Regions from separate parts of the Homo sapiens genome. Here region 2 is linked to region 1. A link is an interaction called in ENCODE POLR2A ChIA-PET data of the cell type or tissue named here. Cell type or tissue: A673. All regions are shown on one strand. Each heading gives the region's core, and the rest is flanking DNA. Links, peaks and the distances in the headings are about the cores only. Region 1 holds the start of MIR556 (microRNA 556). Region 2 has its middle 22 kb from the start of UAP1-DT.

Region 1 (8,592 bases), core at 243-8,242:
GATGTGGGTGTTCTCCGGAGCCCTCGTGTTGGTCATAGTGTAGAAAAACCTTGTCTGAGATCCTTTTTGTGTTGGGACTTTGGTTATTGCTGTTTCATATCACATCATGTCCCCTGCGTATATGCTCATGACCTCTAATGGGGTGTCATCATCACCCTAGAGTTCACATGGGGAAAGGGTTACCTCCTCTCTTGGTTGAGAATATGGGTCAGATGTCTTAGCTTTCCTGGTTGAGGGCCTCCCTCGACCTTGTTCCCTGCACAGCTATTACTCTGTACCTATGGATCTTCCTTGGGCCACTCACACAGATAGCCAGTGTGGCTCCCACCTTGGGAGTTGTATCCTTGAGCTAAGTTTTTTTTCAAGTGGGCTTTCACCAGAAGCTAGAAAGCAAAAATATTGCAGGAATATAACATGGTACCTGCTATTCTTCTATACTCTAGATTATCTAAGTTCCAGCCTCATATTACATCAGATAATAATATCTAACCTGTTTTGATTAGTTGCTATATGCCTGAGACTGTTCAAAGCTCTTTACATGAATGATCTAACTTTATTCCCACAGCAGCCCTGTGAGGTAGGTGCTGTTATGCTCTTCATTTTATAGGTGGGAAAATGGGGCCTAAAGGTACATAATGTGTGTAAAGACTCAACAAGTAATGGAGTCAGAACTGAACCCAGAGGGTCTGACTGTGGAGCTCACACTCTTACCCACTCCATTATACTATTGTTGTTGGCTCATGAGGAAGTTATATAACTCAGAAGTTGCTTTGTTTTCCAAGACCCATTTGTAACTGGGTTCTGCTGTAATTATTACATGGGTATGAAGAGCTCCTTAACTCCGAATGGCCCAAATCACTTTAACATAGATTTTCCTTTTTTCCTCATAGTATCTTTTTGTAGTTAATATTGACTCAATTTTGTAGTTGAAGAAGAAAAGGCCCAAGGAAGTAAATCACCCTTGGTCACACAGTGAATCAATGATGCCACTGAAATTAGAAACAGGCTTCCTCCTTCTCAGGCCAGGACTTTGAACGCTAAACCCTATTACACAAAACTCATAAGAAAGATACGTGAGCCTTTCTGGACTTGAGTTTTCTCTAGCCATCAAATAAGATGAAAGGCATCTCAGGAGTGCTGATTGTTGTGTGTGAAGTGACGTCATCTTTAAGGAACAAATTCTCTGTGACTGGGAAGGATTGTCAGGATTGTGGTGGAGGGACCCTAGCACTCTTCAGACCCATGCTAGAAAGGAGGGATGGGAGTGGGTCTTTTCCTCACTGTGAGCATCCAGTGGAGATGCTTGCTAATAACATGGGCATTCCTTGTTTCCCCTCCTTGGGGGATATAATGATAGTATTCATTTGCAGGGCCTTTTGCCTCTCGAGAAGACTCTTGCATGGTCTCTTGACCTCTCCCGTGGAGTGGATGTCATCCTCCTGTCATTTTCTTCTAGCTCTAGGAGTATATGGCTGTCTGCCCTGATTACCAGTGACTGCACTTATTAATGCATCAGTGCGTGAAGTGCTGGTGATTAACAGGAGCTGCAGGCATCTCCCCATTATCTTCATGGGCAGCTCCTTGAAATAATTTTGCCTGCAATCACAGCTCGATTGGTTTGGGTTAGGAGAAATAATTTCCTCCTATAATGCTGTCACTATCAAATTGGGGGCCACAGCTGTGAAGTTGAACTGTCCTTTAGAGGTTGCAATGGATTTTGAATGATGATGACAGCCATGTGCTAAAGAATAAGTCACTTGCCTGGTCAAACTTACGAGATGAAAGATAGGAAAGTTCTAAAGTTAGGGAAAGAGTCTGTTTTTTATACTTTAGGTTGAGTTGGGAAGTCAAAATGCAGGAATCATGGGTCTCAGAACTCATCTAGTCTGAATCACTCTCTTTGTGGATGAGAAAATCAATACTGAGAAAGGAGAATTAACTGTCCACAGTCACCCAGTTGGTTCTGACAGCACTGGGATTGTAACTCAGACTTCTTTTCTCTGGGGTACTAAGTTTCATGGACTAGCAGAGTAGAAGGAAAAACACAGCTATCTGTTGGAAACTTTAAGATGCAGTATGTCCTGTCAATGTAGAAAATCACACCTGCTTTGAAACTAAACTTTCCTTATACTGAGCAATATTCTGATGTCCAAGGCATCACCTCAACCAAATTATATAATCAAAGCCACAAAATAATGTGTTGGACAAAAACCTAACCCATCTACCATTTCAGAGCCTTAGTACTGTAGATCCTACTGTATGTAGAAGTCCAAATATAAATGTATTTTCATGCTTTGGCATTGTAAATTCCATAGATTAAGATCATTTGATAGATATAAGCTGAATCTTTTACTAAGATTCCCCCCAACCCAAAAAAATACATTAAAGAAACATGACATTCAGTTCTGTTTTTGTTGAGATTCTGTGGCAGTTAAGGTCAAGACAAGGACATTATCTTGTATTGCTGTGATAGATAAGAATTATAAATCTGTGAGCTGTCCCACAGCTGACCTCATGGACTTCAGTTCTCTAAAATTCAGAACCACTTGTCAGTCAAATTTGAGTACCCAAAAGAGATGGGGGAGAGGGGGAGTGGAGGAGGGGACAGGGGAATAGTAAACTAGAGAGCTGGTAGACCATTAAAGAACCTTACTTGAAAGATGTGTGCCCCCATTATTCTCTTTTCTCCTCTTATTATTGTCATTGTCATCATCATCTTCATCTGGTATTTTGTACTTATACTCTCTACTTGCTTATCTGGTGACTCTTAATCCTCTTTGTAAGTTGTAAAGTAAAGAGAGAGCTTCTTCCAGGACAGTGAAATTCAGAACAGTGCCCAAAATTATTTATCAAATCAGCTATAGAATATGACTAATAAGAACCATTCTTTACATGCATATGGCACTTAAAGATTCCCAAATTTTATAGGACCAACCAACTACAAAGTCGTTAAGAAAGAGAATAGAAAATAAAATCATGGTCTATGGCCATACCACCTTGAATGTGTCTGATCTCATTAGCTAAGCAGGGTGGGGTCTGGTGTGTACTTTGATGGGAGAAAATAAAATCATGATTGACTATAATTTTTCTATGGGCCAGTGAGGTACAGGAATCAACCTTTTGATTTATGTCTTCCTAAAGCTACCACTGTCGGCTTTTGTTTGCTTTCGGGTGTACAACCCACAGTGATTGTGAATATAGTGTTATTTTCATGACCATTGCCGCAGTTCATCAAATGTTGACTCCTGCTAGGTATGAAGTTGATACCCACATTAGGTGTGCTGAGGAGAACAGCTGTTCATTGCATTTGGACTTAACTTTGGTTCTGGCTTGAGGGATGTCCTAGGGTTGTGGGAGAAGGAGCTGTGTCAGCGTGAAAAGATGGGTGGTTTGAAGAAACATTGCTGTGTGTATAAGGTAAGTGTATACAGTTTTAAGCTCCCTTTCCAGCTGTATTTTCACAAAATTGCCTGTAGTTGACACTCCCATGAGCAGGCTCTCCATCTGGAGCTAAGAGCCACTCTGAGGTTAGAGATCCCTTTCCAGCTTTGAAAATATCAAAGCAACCATATCCAGCCTAATCTTGACAATGAAGAGCCCACAAATGCTTTTGGGCTGCTAATAGAAAATGGCTTTTGGACGAGAAGATTTGATCCGTGTGGCAAAGCACTTTTATGGGCTTATGTAAAACTAAACTGGATTTGTACAGAAATAATGCAGTATAATGATGCTTTTTTTAAAAAAAAAAAAAATCTAGTAAATTCCAGAGAATGGCCAGATTTTGGAACTCAAAAAGGCTGCTTTCTCAAGGTTCCACTTGTTTACCCTTTGTACCTCACTGCCTTCAATCTTTAAACCTCTGCTTTAGTCTCCAAAGGCCTGTATGTCGTCATGAGGTGGGAGCAACTGCTTCACTGTGATCTAGAAGACCCACAGACAAGCATTCATAAAAACTTCTGGAAGGGACTTTTTAAAGCTGCTATTTACCAGAGTTCTCCCTCTTGGGTGCAGACATGGCTAATTAATGATAAAATCCCAGCGTGTGTGATTCTTGCATTTTGGGGTTGAAGGCAGAACCAGTTTTCTTGCCCTGCAGGCCAGAAGGTGGGGTAACTAAGTGGGGTAGGCCTAGCAGGCAGGAGCCAGCATGGCTGTGCAGAAAGCAGATGGTGAAGACACAGCCCCTCCCAGGCACAGGCTGCCTCTACTGACCACCTTTAAGTAATCACCTCCCTAACGAGGTCCCCATATAGAATCCTCTAAAAGTAGACTTTTTAATGGTGAAGCAAGGAGAGCCTAAAAGGTCAAGGGACATCAGAACTCACATAGCCATTTATGAGTACAGTGAGGAGCTGTTTAGCCCCTTCTGACTCCCTGAGTGGTAGATAGGAAGGGCAATTCTTTTATGTGTATGTATGTAGTCATTCTGTGAAACAGTTAGAGTAGCTTGATTATGTGTTCCAGTGCAGAGGGCTCTTTATGAAACATGCTACAGTGTCCTTTTACTGTGAATAGAAATATAACCTTCACATTAAAGGAGTAAAATAAAGGATAAATTAAACCATTTAATTTATTAATTTAATTATTAAACTGTTTACCACTCAGTATGCAGATCTAGAACTCTTAATGCAACAATTTCCTCACATGTAGAAACTATCATACTAGCTCAGACCAAAGATCCATTTGGCTCAGGAATTTTCCTGTGCTGCTATGGTGGAGGCTATGCTATCTGATGCACAGCCTTTTGGATGTTAGCATACATAAGTAAGAGGTGATTCCCTTAGTCGCTTTATGTTTCTACTATGATAAAAATTGTTCCACCTTTCCTGCACTGCTTTTTCTTTTCTGTCTTAATTGCCTCTTGGTGCAGTGAATTCCATAGTCAGGATAAAACATTTCTTGAGCATTTACTATATGCCAGGCACTGTGGTAGGTGCTATCATATATTCAGTTTTTCAGTGCAGTTACAGAAATACCGTAGAGAACAACGGGTGGAGGGAGGATAGGAAGGAAATGGGAGGCTGAAGGATGGGATGCCCTTTCCAGCATGGGGAAGGCAGAACCAGTAAACCTAAAGTCTGCATTTCCTACTTTTTCAGGGGAATCAGGTAGAGGTTAGGGTCAGCTGCTGATCCTAGTAAAAAATACTAGTAAAATGTGAAAATGAAGTGTTATCAATATTAACCATTAAAACCAGCCTACTTCCTTACAGCCACTTTGGGCTTATAGATGGTTGAATATGTGAGTATGTTGCACATGTTTGTCCTTGATAAAGGTGGCAGAATAGAGATTTGAGCTGGAGTCTATATTCTTAAGATGCTCAGTTCTGAGCATAGCCCATCATCCATTGTCATCTTGTGATGCCTGAGAAATACAGGTCCTCTGTGAAGTCATTCTCCCACCACCTTTATCCTCTTATTTAAATCTGAGGGATTCCTTCCAAAGATAAATTTAGAAATTCGATTCCTACCCCTGTCTAATCCCATAGATCAGGGACATTTGTTTGAGGATCTTTAAATTTTTAATATCATCTTAAAAGCTGGTTAAAGGAAGTATCTGTGATTTACAGAGATGATGGAATTTGTAACACGTCCTCCTTAGGAAAACCTGAGATGTTATAGGAACAAACTCAGTAGTGAATTTAGAATTTTCTATATAACTGTATTTTAAAGGGGGAACTGTATTTTAATCTGTACCCTGGGAATGAAACCGACGGGAAAAGACTAACTCAGTCTTTGCAGATATTTATTCAGTATGAGATATCTGGGTTAATTCATGTAAGAGAAGAAAGTAATGGAATTAAACACTTAATCTCTACATATCATTTGGACTTACCATATTTTATTGTTACAACCTAAAACATTTACCTTTTTTACCTTTTGTAAAGATACCTGGGGGAGCAAAATTCCCAAGAGTCAGAGAAGAAAGTAGAGGAAGGTTTCTGTATAGTGGACACTGGTAGGACAGTGGTAGGCAGAATAAAGTCATACCTAAGGTTTAGTAAACTAGTAACGAGCTTTGCCGTAGACGATTAACCATAGGCAGTCTGCTCTTACTCTCATAAAAGGAATAGGAACCAAAAAATCTCAAGGCCTAGGGGAATAACAGTTTCGGATGTAGGAGCCTTTACTTCTCCCTTTTCACCTGAGAGTTAAGCTTCCTGGCACAGCCTCCTAAGCACAGCACAGCTTGGTGGCTAAAGGAAATGTAGAAAGCTGGAGTGTTCCTAGCCCACATTTGTTAGGGACTGTGTCTTCTAAATCACGCCTTTTTGTGTGTTTTGGGAGTGGGAAGTGTAGGGGCTTCTTGCTTAGGACTGATGCCTACTGCTTCTCAACTTCCTGTGCAGATAGAACAGTCATGTCTTACACACTGCAAGCCTATGGTATGAGAAGGGGCCTAAGCCTGCCCTGTGGACACAGGAGGAAATTAAGGGTAGATGTAGAAAACAGAGGTTCTGATTCGCCACTGGGTGATGGTGGACCCCACAGAAGTTACCCATCTCCTCCTGCTTCGCTTAAGGTTCTTATCTCCCAGAAGTGTCAGGATATTTCAGGTGAGAGACCAATGGAGAATATCTCTGGAGTTAGTCTAATGGCTAAGAAAGGTTAGAGCTGTAAAACAATTACTTCTAGGAGTAGATTTGAACTGAAGAATATAGGGAGCAGTAGAGTTGACTGAGATCTCAAATTGACATGTAGATGATAATTAGTCAAGATGCCTTTCACATTAATATGGATGCTCTGGCCTGAAATAAGCAGAAGGAACATAGAAATGACTCCAGGCTTGAGGAGAAGCAATTCTAGAAGTTATACCCAGCAGAGAATGGACTACAGCAGTTGTTCCATGCACAGGGTTCCAAGGTCCCTAGGAGTTCACAAAGATAGTAATAAGAAAGATGAGCTCATTGTAATATGAGCTTCATTTATACATTTCATATTACCATTAGCTCATCTTTTTTATTACTACCTTCAACAAGGCCTTCTAGACTTATCAAAACACTGGATATCAGTTAGGTAATGTAATACCAGCTACCTCATGCTGATGAAAAGCCCTACTTGATTGCTGCCATTACCTGGGGTGGGTGGGAGGTGGATGTGATTGATGGACTATATGGTGTCAACAGGTGGCCATGGCTGACCTGAAGTCAGATCATCCAAAACACGATGAATGTTAGACTTGAGTATAGGGTGACAATCACAATTAGATTAAATTGTAGCCCATGGTGGTGGGATGCTTGAGGCCCACTGAGGTAAGAGAAGCAGTGTGCTGAGCCCTTCCCAGCCTGAGCTCTGAAACTCTAAATAAACCACATCACTCATTTCTGTCCTTGAAAGAAAGCAAAAGCTGACATCTTCAAACCATAATCAGTTATCCACCTTTGAGGCCATGCCCTGGAACCCCTGCATGTGGCTCTTCCTCACAGCCTGCATGGGTGGCCTAAGACTCTACATAGGAGCAGGCTTCTTTGTCCTCTCTCTCTTCTCCTAGTTAAATGGTGGAATACTGGGAACTAGGGTCAAGTTCTCTTCTTGGGCTCTTAAAGCAAGAGATTAAATACCAAAACAAAAGAAAGGAAGGAGCCACAGAATAGACCCAAGAACGTGAGGTCTTTGGAGTAAGTCTGGGAAAGTGTCACCTTAGATTTAGTTGGCTGCCAACTAGTGGTGTTCCAGAGGAGCTGGGTGCTGAGCTTCCATTGGTTTCTGCTGTTTAGGCCATGGCTTCCAAGCCTCATGTTACCACTGCCCTTGGTCTGCAGGAGCTCCAGGGAAACTCAACATTTGCAGCAGCATTCAAAAAAGAAAAAAATGATAGCCGAGTTCCTCTTAGTTTGATGGACCCATTGAACATTTTATCATGGCTGGCAAAAGATTCTGAAGCATATTGACTACTTCTGTTACACATGGGAGGGAAGAATTGGGGCTAAGTCCATAACTGGCATATTTGCTATCTGTCCTTTCAGTTGACTGATTGTTTCAGCACTGTGGTGACAGTTTCTGTTTTCTGGAGTATTTCAGAAAGGGGAAATGTCTTTGCACTCATTTGTATGTGCATATCTGAACAACTTTAGATTTTTCTGTCTCTTTCTTTGGCTGCTTCATGAGTTTCTATCCACATGCCCCTTGCGCATCCTCACCCATCCTGTTCTTCTCCTTTCTCCTTCCCAGAGCCAAGCTATGAGAATCGTTCGGACGGTGGGGCAGGCCTTTGAGGTCTGCCACAAGCTGAGCCTGCAGCACACGCAGCAGAATGCAGATGGCCAGGAAGATGGAGAGAGCGAGAGGAACAGCAACAGCTCAGGAGACCCAGGTAGGCACTGCGGCTTCTGTGGATGTGGGTGGGAAGGCAGTGCACACAGTAGGCTCTGGTGGATCACTGCCCTGACCCCCAGGCTGTGAACTCATTTTAAGAAACATTTTATTTTTTCCGTTTCTCTCTAAATTCTAGATTCTCTTTAAGGAACACGTATTACTTTTATAACAGAAATTAAAGATGTTTAAATTATTAAATGAGGAAGTATTTAAACTGGATATCAGGGAGAGGTAGAGCTGCTATACTACCAAATCTGACTTCAAAGAAGTTTTCAGT
Region 2 (8,592 bases), core at 234-8,233, 200 kb after region 1:
TCCTGAACTTCATATTCATCATCAGCTCTCTCTCTATATATATTAATAATAGAGATGGACCCTCACTATTTTGACCAGGATGGTCTCGAACTCTTGGCCTCAAGCAATCCTCCTTTCTCAGCCTCCCAAAGTGCTAGGATTACAGGTGTGAGCCACCATGCGTGGCCCATCAGCATATTTTGGACCATCATAATCTCTTACTTAAACTATTACAGTGATCTTCCTGCCTTCAGGCTCCACGCTGCCAAGAGAATTAAAAATTTTGATCAGATTCCTTCACTTCTTGAAATTCTTCAGTAGCTCCATATGCCCTGCCCACTCCTCCCCAACACCTGCCTGGATTTCAGACCGAGTGTTCCAATATCTGTTTTCAATAGCAGTACTTCCTCCATTTCTGTGTATCATTGCTTGGCAAGTATCTACTCATCCTTTAAGAATCAGCCCATGTATCCACATCTGTGTAAACCTGTGGTCTCTGGGCTGAATCAACTATTCCTTCCTTGATGTTTCCAACAAATTTTGTGAATATTTATAAATTCTTAACACTAAATAACATTTCTCTGTTTCTTCCCTTTGCATGTGAGATCTGTAAAAGCAGTGACCTCATCTTATTTATCTTACAGCTAAAAGGACATGTGTTATAATAAGAAGGCTACATTATTTCTGCCAGGGAATAAGAGAGCTAAAAAAATTATACTCCTCGCCTCTGAACCACGTCTTTTTTTTTTTTTTTTTTTGAGACAGTCTTGCTCTGTCGCCCAGGCTGGAGTGCAGTGGTGTGATCTCGGCTCACTACAACCTCCACCTCCCGGCTTCAAGCGATTCTCCTGCCTCAGCCTCCCGAGTAGCTGGGATTACAGGCACCCACTACCATGCCCAGCTAACTCTTTTGTATTTTTAGTAGAGATGGGGTTTCACCATGTTGGTCAGGCTGGTCTTGAACTCCCGACCTCAGGTGATCTGCCCGCCTCAGCCTCCCAAAGTGCTGGGATTACAGGGGTGAGTCACCGCTCCCGGCAGCACTCTATTTATTTATTTATTTATTTATTTATTTATTTATATGATCTTGCTCTGTTGCCTAGGCTGGAGTGCAGTGGCATGCTGATGGCTCATGCAGCCTCGACCTCCTGGGCTCAAGTGATTCTCCCACCTCAGCCTCCCTAGTAGCTGGGACTACAGGCATGCACGACCACGCCTGGCTAATTTTTTTTTTTTTTTGTATTTTATGTAGAGACAGGGTCTTGCCATGTTGCCCAGGCTGGTCTGAAACTCCTAGGCTCAAGTGATCCTCCCACCTTGGCCTCCCAAAGTGTTGGGATTACAGGCAAGAGCGACTGCACCCGGCCAGCACTCCCTTCTTATTATTGCTGCACATTCATCAAAGGCCTAAGCATCTGACTTTGCATTATAGCCAAGAAAGAGAATTTGGAGGTTGGGTCTGATGATAAATAACATATGCAGCTATGGCCCCTGAACTAGGCTGCCTGAAAGTGGTGTTGTGAGTCACTTTTATGGTTTTGGCAAACTGAAATTCTACCATTCAAAATGGCTTCCACCTACTTGTTCATGTGTCTGTTCATGTACATGACACAATTGTTTTCTTTGTTCCCAAAGAAACAGGCAAGGGAAATCAGCTAATTGGCTAACCCTTAAGCAGTAGGGAAGATATGGCAAGGGCTGGTTATGTTGCTACATTGGTTTGTATCACAAGTGGATATAGAGAGTCTGGGGTTAAGGAACAGAAGGTTCCATTTTAATGCCATATTTCGGCCAGGTGCGGTGGCTCACACCTGTAATGCCAGCACTTTGGGAGGCTGAGGCAGGTGGATCACGAGGTCAGCAGTTCAAGACCAACCTGGCCAACCTGGTGAAACCCCATCTCTACTAAAAATACAAAAATTAGCTGGGCGTGGTGGGTGCGCACCTGTAATCCCAGCTACTCGGGAGGCTGAGGCAGAAGAATCGCTTGAACCCAGGAGGCGGAGGTTGCAGTGAGCCGAGACTGTTACTGCACTCCAGCCTAGTGACAGAGCAAGACTCCGACTCCAAAAAAAAAAAAAACACCATATTTCTCCATTATCTTCATTGACAGAGCATCAGAACCAGTTGCCTGCTGACAAAGGCCAAGTTTAATTAGGGTAAAAGAGGTGAGATGCCAAATTTGTGTGTGTGAGAGAGAGAGAGAGAGAAAGAGAGAGAGAGAGAGAGAGAGAGGGAGAGAGAGAATTAGAGATTTCAGGACCAGGCAAAGGAGGCAGCTTGGAAATGAAAATAGAAAGGCAAGTTGGAGTGTTCCAGGGACTTATATGACTCTCCCTTGCACTCTCCAAGTTGGAGAGACTTCCTCACACAGTAACGATATGACCTTAGTAAGCTGCTTAAACTTTATAAGACTTGGTTTCCTCTTTTGTAACATAGAGATAATAATCATATTTACATTATAAAATTGCTGTGAAGACTAAATGAGCTTATTCACATGAAACACCTGTGAGGTGTCTTTCCCTCCCTTTTGTTCTCATCGTCATCCAAATTTCTCTTCTTATGTTGGGCTGCAAGTTGAGCATTTCAAAACATCTTCCCTTCAATGTTATGTCCATTTTTCTCATCATTTGGTGTTAGTGCCTAACTCATCCTGACCATTTTTGATGTAAGGAACCTCCCTCATAGCAGGATTTTTTTTTTTAGCATGCCCATACTTTTTGTTTCTAACAATTTTACATTTTGGAAAACTCATTTTTACTTGCAACTGTGGAAAAATATGTCATCTACAGTGGATCCAGAAACATAGTTATGAATGCTTTTTGCTTTTTTTCTATTATTACCATTATTATTTTTTTCATTAGGTGGTCAGGCACGGTGGCTTACATCTGTAATGCCTGCACTTTGGAGGCCGAGGTGGGTGGATCACTTGAGGTCAGGAGTTTGAGAGCAGTCTGGGCAACATGGTGAAACCCCATCTCTACTAAAAATACAAAAAATCAGCTGGGCTTGGTGGTGCACACTTGTAATCCCAGCTACTCGGGAAGCTGAGGCAGGAGAATTGTTTGAACCCAGGAGGCAGAGGTTGCAGGAAGCTGAGATCGTGCCACTGTACTCCAGCCTGGGTGACAGAGTGACACTTTGTCTCAAAAAAAAAAAAATTAGGTTATTAAGCTTGTCAAGGAATAATTAAATATAGACTATATTCTCTACCCTTTGATATTGTGGAGGAAAAATAATACTGCCACCATCAATATTTTTATTTCATATAAATATTATTATATATAATTTTTAACCTCCTTAATACAACTTTGCTTTCATATTTAAATGAAAATGGGGGGGTGGATTTTTGTCTGAGATTTTAACAATATCTTTTCCTTCCACAGATAACAAGATCTTAATTTCGCTTGTAGTTTATAGCTGTATGAATAGGTAAAAGGGGATTCTTACTCGGATGCAAAACTCAGTAAGTTGACTAATTAATTCATAAGGAATATTTTACTGTTAACATAGACGTGGGCTTATATGGGCCAATTGTTTCTTAATCTGTTTGTTTAATATGTCAGAAATAAGGTTTTGTGGCCGAATTCAAGCAGCCTATCCCCTGTGTCACCAGAATTTCAAGACTTAAATCTCTCTTTAATTATGCTTTTCACTACTGGCTTCAACAAAGCTGAATAATTTTGTGTATGTGCCTCACATACACATGCCCCATATAATAGGTAGACTACATTTCTTAGATAAAATACATACTTAACTCATTGCTCATGATATTTCTTTGAATTCCAGGAACATGACCAAAGACTAATTTTCTAGGTTGTACAGGAAAACAAAAACCACACATACAGGCTAATAATGACTGATCTCAGAGCATATGAATTGAATGACTCTGATTCTCAAACTTTCAGTTGCCTGAATTGAGAGGCCTTTTCTTATTCTTGCATCACTTCATATTAAGCCCTTCTGAAGTTCCTTCCTAACTTGAAGCAGCACCCTCTTTATGGAAAAATACAGTTCTCAATGAAGGTAAGTATGGCAACTATGATCTCTGTTAGAACAGCCCAACAAATGCTCAAAGCTCACGTACAGGAGAGGGCAGGTTTGCCTGACCACACTGGGTGAGCAGCAGAATTAAAAGCCAAGCCTGAACCAGGGGTGGTGACTCATGCCTGCAATCCCAGCACTTTGGGAGGCTGAGACAAGTGGATCCTTTGAGGTCAGGAGTTCAAGACCAGCCTGGGCAACATGAGGAAACTCTGTCTCTACTAAAAATACAAAAATTAGCTGGGCGTTGTGGCAGGTGCCTGTAATCCCAGCTACTCGGGAGGCTGAGGCAGGAGAATCGCTTGAACCCGGGAGGTGGAGGTTGCAGTGAACATAGATTTCGGCACTGATCTCCAGTCTGGGTGACAGAGCCCGATTCCATCTCAAAAAAAAAAAAAAAAAAAAAAAATGTCCAGCCTGAGCCTGCGGGATAACATACTTTTCTTTCTTGCCTACAGAATTTGTATTACATATGATTATTATATTTTTCTCATACAAAGACATTGTTCATAATAAACTGTACCAAATTTTAAAGAGAAATATTCTACATGAGATCATTAAGATCCTGACTATAAACTGTGAATAAGAAACCAGAAAACACCAGTGGCAGTGGCTAACACCTGTAATCCCACCACTTTGGGGGGCCGAGGTGGGCGGATCACCTGAGGTTGAGAGTTCGAGACCAGCCTGACCAACATGGAGAAACCCCGTCTCTACTAAAAATACAAAATTAGCTGGGCATGGTGGTGCATGCTGGTAATCCCAGCTACTTGGGAGGCTGAGGCAGGAGAATCACTTGAACCGGGGAGGCAGAGGATGCAGTGAGCCGAGATTGCGCCATTGCACTCCAGCCTGGGCAACAAGAGTGAAACTCTGTCTCAAAAAAAAAAAAAAAAAAAAAAAGCAGAAAATCTTTGTCATTTTAAAATGGTTTCTGGGTGGTAGTCGCAAATTGCAAAAATACTACAGTTTTACAAGGTGCATTTTATAGCTCCAGAGAGAATTCATCTTTTGTTTGGGGAAGCAATTCAACAGGTCTTTGGGTGATGTAAAGACAGTACTCACAGACTAGTGTGTGGAAATAAGAAGGGGCCAAACCGCTCCGTATATTAAAGATTTTGTTCCTTGGGTACAGAGACAATCAAGTGATTACCTGATTTTCTGCTTGTGGGGAATCCAAAGACATGAAATTGGAATTACTTTATTTTTTTGAGATGGAGTCTTGCTCTGTCGTCCAGGCTGGAGTGCAGTGGCGCAATCTCGGCTCTCTGCAAGCTCCGCCTCTCGGGTTCACGCCATTCTCCTGCCTCAGCCTCGCGAGTAGCTGGGACTACAGGCGCCCGCCACCACGTCTGGCTAATTTTTTTTTTGTATTTTTAGTAGAGACGGGGTTTCACTGTGTTAGCCAGGATGGTCTCGATCTCCTGACCTCGTGATCCGCCCGCCTCGGCCTCCCAAAGTGCTGGGATTACAGGCGTGAGCCACCGCGCCCGGCCGTAATTGGAATTATTTTATCTGGATAATAAAATACAGTGATCTCAGGATGCCAAAAATAAAAACAAACATCAACCAACTTGGTAAAGTTGGGGTACGTATTGGATTCATTTGAGACAGTTTGTTGTTGTTGTTGTTGTTGTTTTTACTATAGGTATTTATTTAAAGGAAAACGTGCAGACTAAATACTTTTCTTTTCTTTTCTTTTTTTTTTTTTTTCTGAGACGGAGTCTCACTCTGTCACCCAGGCTGGAGTGCAGTGGTGCGATCTCGGCTCACTGCAACTTTCGCCTCCCAGGTTCAAGCGATTCTCCTACCTCAGTCTCCCGAGTAGCTGGGATTACAAGTGCCCGCCACCACGCCCAACTAATTTTTGTATTTTTTAAAGTAGAGATAGGGTTTCGCTATGTTGGCCAGGCTGATCTTGAACTCTTGACTTCAGGTGATCCACCCGCCTCGGCCTCCCAAAGTGCTGGGATTACAGGTGTGAGCCACTGCGCCCGGCCTAAATAATTATTAAATTGTGTTTTGGCGTTAACCAACATCTTCATAAAAATACTTTGAGGACAGCTGCATCCATAGATTTCAACTGCATGATTACTTCTTTGCCCATTCTTTTCTCTCTTTTCTCTCCCAAGTAACCGCTTTCAGATACGGTTCAAGGTAGAATTTATCCTGTCATATTTGGTCCACTGTTCTTTAGGCGAGATCTGCTGCCTCATAGTCAGGTCCAGCGCAATCGATGTGAAACATCCTGTTATTATAAAGGTTCACAGGAGGGCTTCTTATGGCTTCTCTTACTTCTTCATCCTTATATATGGTATCATCTGGCATTAACCCCAGTTTATGGAATCCTGCAGCATTATAATACACTTACCAAAAACCATCCAGCCACTGATGCTGCAACAGCCGGCCTGCCAGCCATTTTGACCCTGAGATAGTTTGGAACCCTGGTACAGGATCTACATGCACCTTAGACTGGTACTTCCCCAAGGATTGCGTCACGAGCAACTACCAAATGGATTTTCAGAGTCCAGACTGTTCAATTAATCTCATCCACACACTCCCCTCTTCCCTCAGTTCTCTGTTCTCTTGCAGCCTCTGCCTTCAAAATCTGTCCAATGAGTGGCCCTATGGCCACTGTTCCTTGGGAAATTGTAATTCCAGCTAATGGGGAGGGATTTTTTTTCTTAGTCTCTTCATAAGCATTCAAGGGAAATGCCTCTGGCTTTGCTCAGATGCTGGCTCTCTTCCACTCAGTTCCTGTCAGCTCCTGGAGGAAGAGAAAGCAGCTATACTTTCTGGAGAGAAGATTATGAGGGAGTCGGGTGGGGCAGGTACTCCCTTTGCAATTCAGTTTACTCATCATTGAGAGCAGCAATGATTTCCTACGGACTTCACAGAAAATAAGTACAACTCATACTAACCAAGAAGGGCAATTTTTTTTTTTTTCCTTTTGGGACATTACATCTCAAAGTTAAGAAACAAAACATTAGAAATTGCTGATGGTTTGGCTGTTCCTTTTAAACAACACATCCTGGTCATTGAAGCATTTGCTCTTTCCTAGACCTGTCTTATATTATACCCTGGCCATACATTACTTTTTATTTCTCATGAAAAAAGGGAAACACCATCTCAAATTAGCATTCTTTTCTTTTGTATTCCAAATTTTCTCCTGATGGAAGGCTGTCCTACTGTCAAGAACAATTTTTAAGAGCAAAGCAATCTCAATTTGTATTTATATATATATTTTTAATTTTAGGTGGGGTACAGTGGCTCATGCTTGTAATCCCAGCTCTTTGGGAGGCTGAGGTGGGAGCATCACTTGAGCCCAGGAGTTCAGGACCAGCCTGGGCAACATAGTGAGACCCCATCTCTACAAAAGATACCAAAAAAAAAATAGTCAGATGTGGTGTCACGCATCTGTAGTCTCAGCTACTCAGGAGGGTGAGGCAAGAAGATTGCTTGAGCCTGGAAGGTTGAGGCTGAGGTGAGATGTGATTGTACTACTGCACTCCAGCCTGGGTGACAAAGTAAGATCCTGTTTCTCAAAAATAAAATAAAATAAAATAAAACAAAATATTTATTTAATTGGAGAATTCTGTCTGCCTAAATTCCCCTAACACATTTTCTGCTGGATAGAGGCCAGGAGAAGTAAATGGTAGGCCACTTTGACAGCCCCTAAAACACACACACACACACACACACACACACACACACACTAATATCCCTTACTCCCACTACATTTATTTGTTTTGACATGATATAAAGATAAGGAATATTTGAAAAAAATACTTCAGAGATGTAATGGCTCTTTTTCAAATATGTGCGGGGATTTCACTTCTTTAAGGAAGTATTTCTTGAACCACACCCTCCAAGTGATGTCAACTTCATAATTTGTACTACCATAGCATCATAGCAGTCTCAAAGTACAGATACGTACTTTGATTATAATTGTACCTTAACATTTATTAGTGTAATTACATTTGAATATGGCCTCTCCTCTAGCTTCATTTGATCATGAACTGTTTCTGGCTTGGTCACTATTATATCCCCTGTATCAAATATGCTGCCTGATACACAGTAAGAGCCCAATAATTATTTGTCAAGTGCATATGTAACCACCCAATGGGCTCATCTTGCCCACTGCCTAGATACAGCCAATTTATCAAGACAGGGGAATTGCAATAGAGAGAGTTTAATACACCTAGAGCCAGCTAAACAGAAGACCGGAGTTTTATTATTACTCAAATCAACCTCCCTGAAAACTCAAAAATTCAGAGGCTAGCGCTTCTCAAGCATAATTTAGTGGGCATGGGGCTTTAGAAGAGGGAATACTGATTGGTGAGGATGCAATCATAGGAGTGTAGGAAACGGTCTTTTTCTGAGTCTGCTTCTGGGTGGGGGCCACAGAGGAGCCCCTGGTCTAGGTGGGGCCATCTGGTTGTCAGAAATGCAAAAGTCTGAAAAGACATCTCAAAAGGCCAATCTTAGGTTCTACAGTACTGAAGTTATTTACAGGAGTGACTGGGGAAGTTGCAAATCTTATGACCTCCAGAATAATGGCTGGTAATC

What was found. ChIA-PET counts read pairs that join two places held together with the same protein. Peaks named below come from ENCODE experiments on the same cell type or tissue, not always from the same donor. Only the 100,000 strongest peaks of a DNase experiment are listed, where the experiment ranks them.
Region 2: POLR2A ChIA-PET joins it to region 1 with 11 read pairs; 2 of 35 experiments call an interaction of 5 or more read pairs at or near these places.

The regions. Positions count from the first base shown.
Region 1 is chr1:162,335,664-162,344,255 of GRCh38, forward strand. It overlaps NOS1AP (nitric oxide synthase 1 adaptor protein), which reads left to right. Exons shown (of 10, transcript NM_014697.3): 6 at 8,172-8,313. MIR556 (microRNA 556) reads left to right here and starts at 6,883; the gene lies at 6,883-6,977. It also overlaps the pseudogene RNA5SP61. In A673, for the core only: no CTCF peak of the experiment used is centred there; no DNase peak of the experiment used is centred there.
Region 2 is chr1:162,535,218-162,543,809 of GRCh38, forward strand. It overlaps the pseudogene UQCRBP2. Among named protein-coding and RNA genes, the nearest start is that of UAP1-DT, 22 kb to the right of the region's middle. In A673, for the core only: no CTCF peak of the experiment used is centred there; a DNase peak (open chromatin) is centred at 3,934; H3K27ac peaks cover 1,079 bases.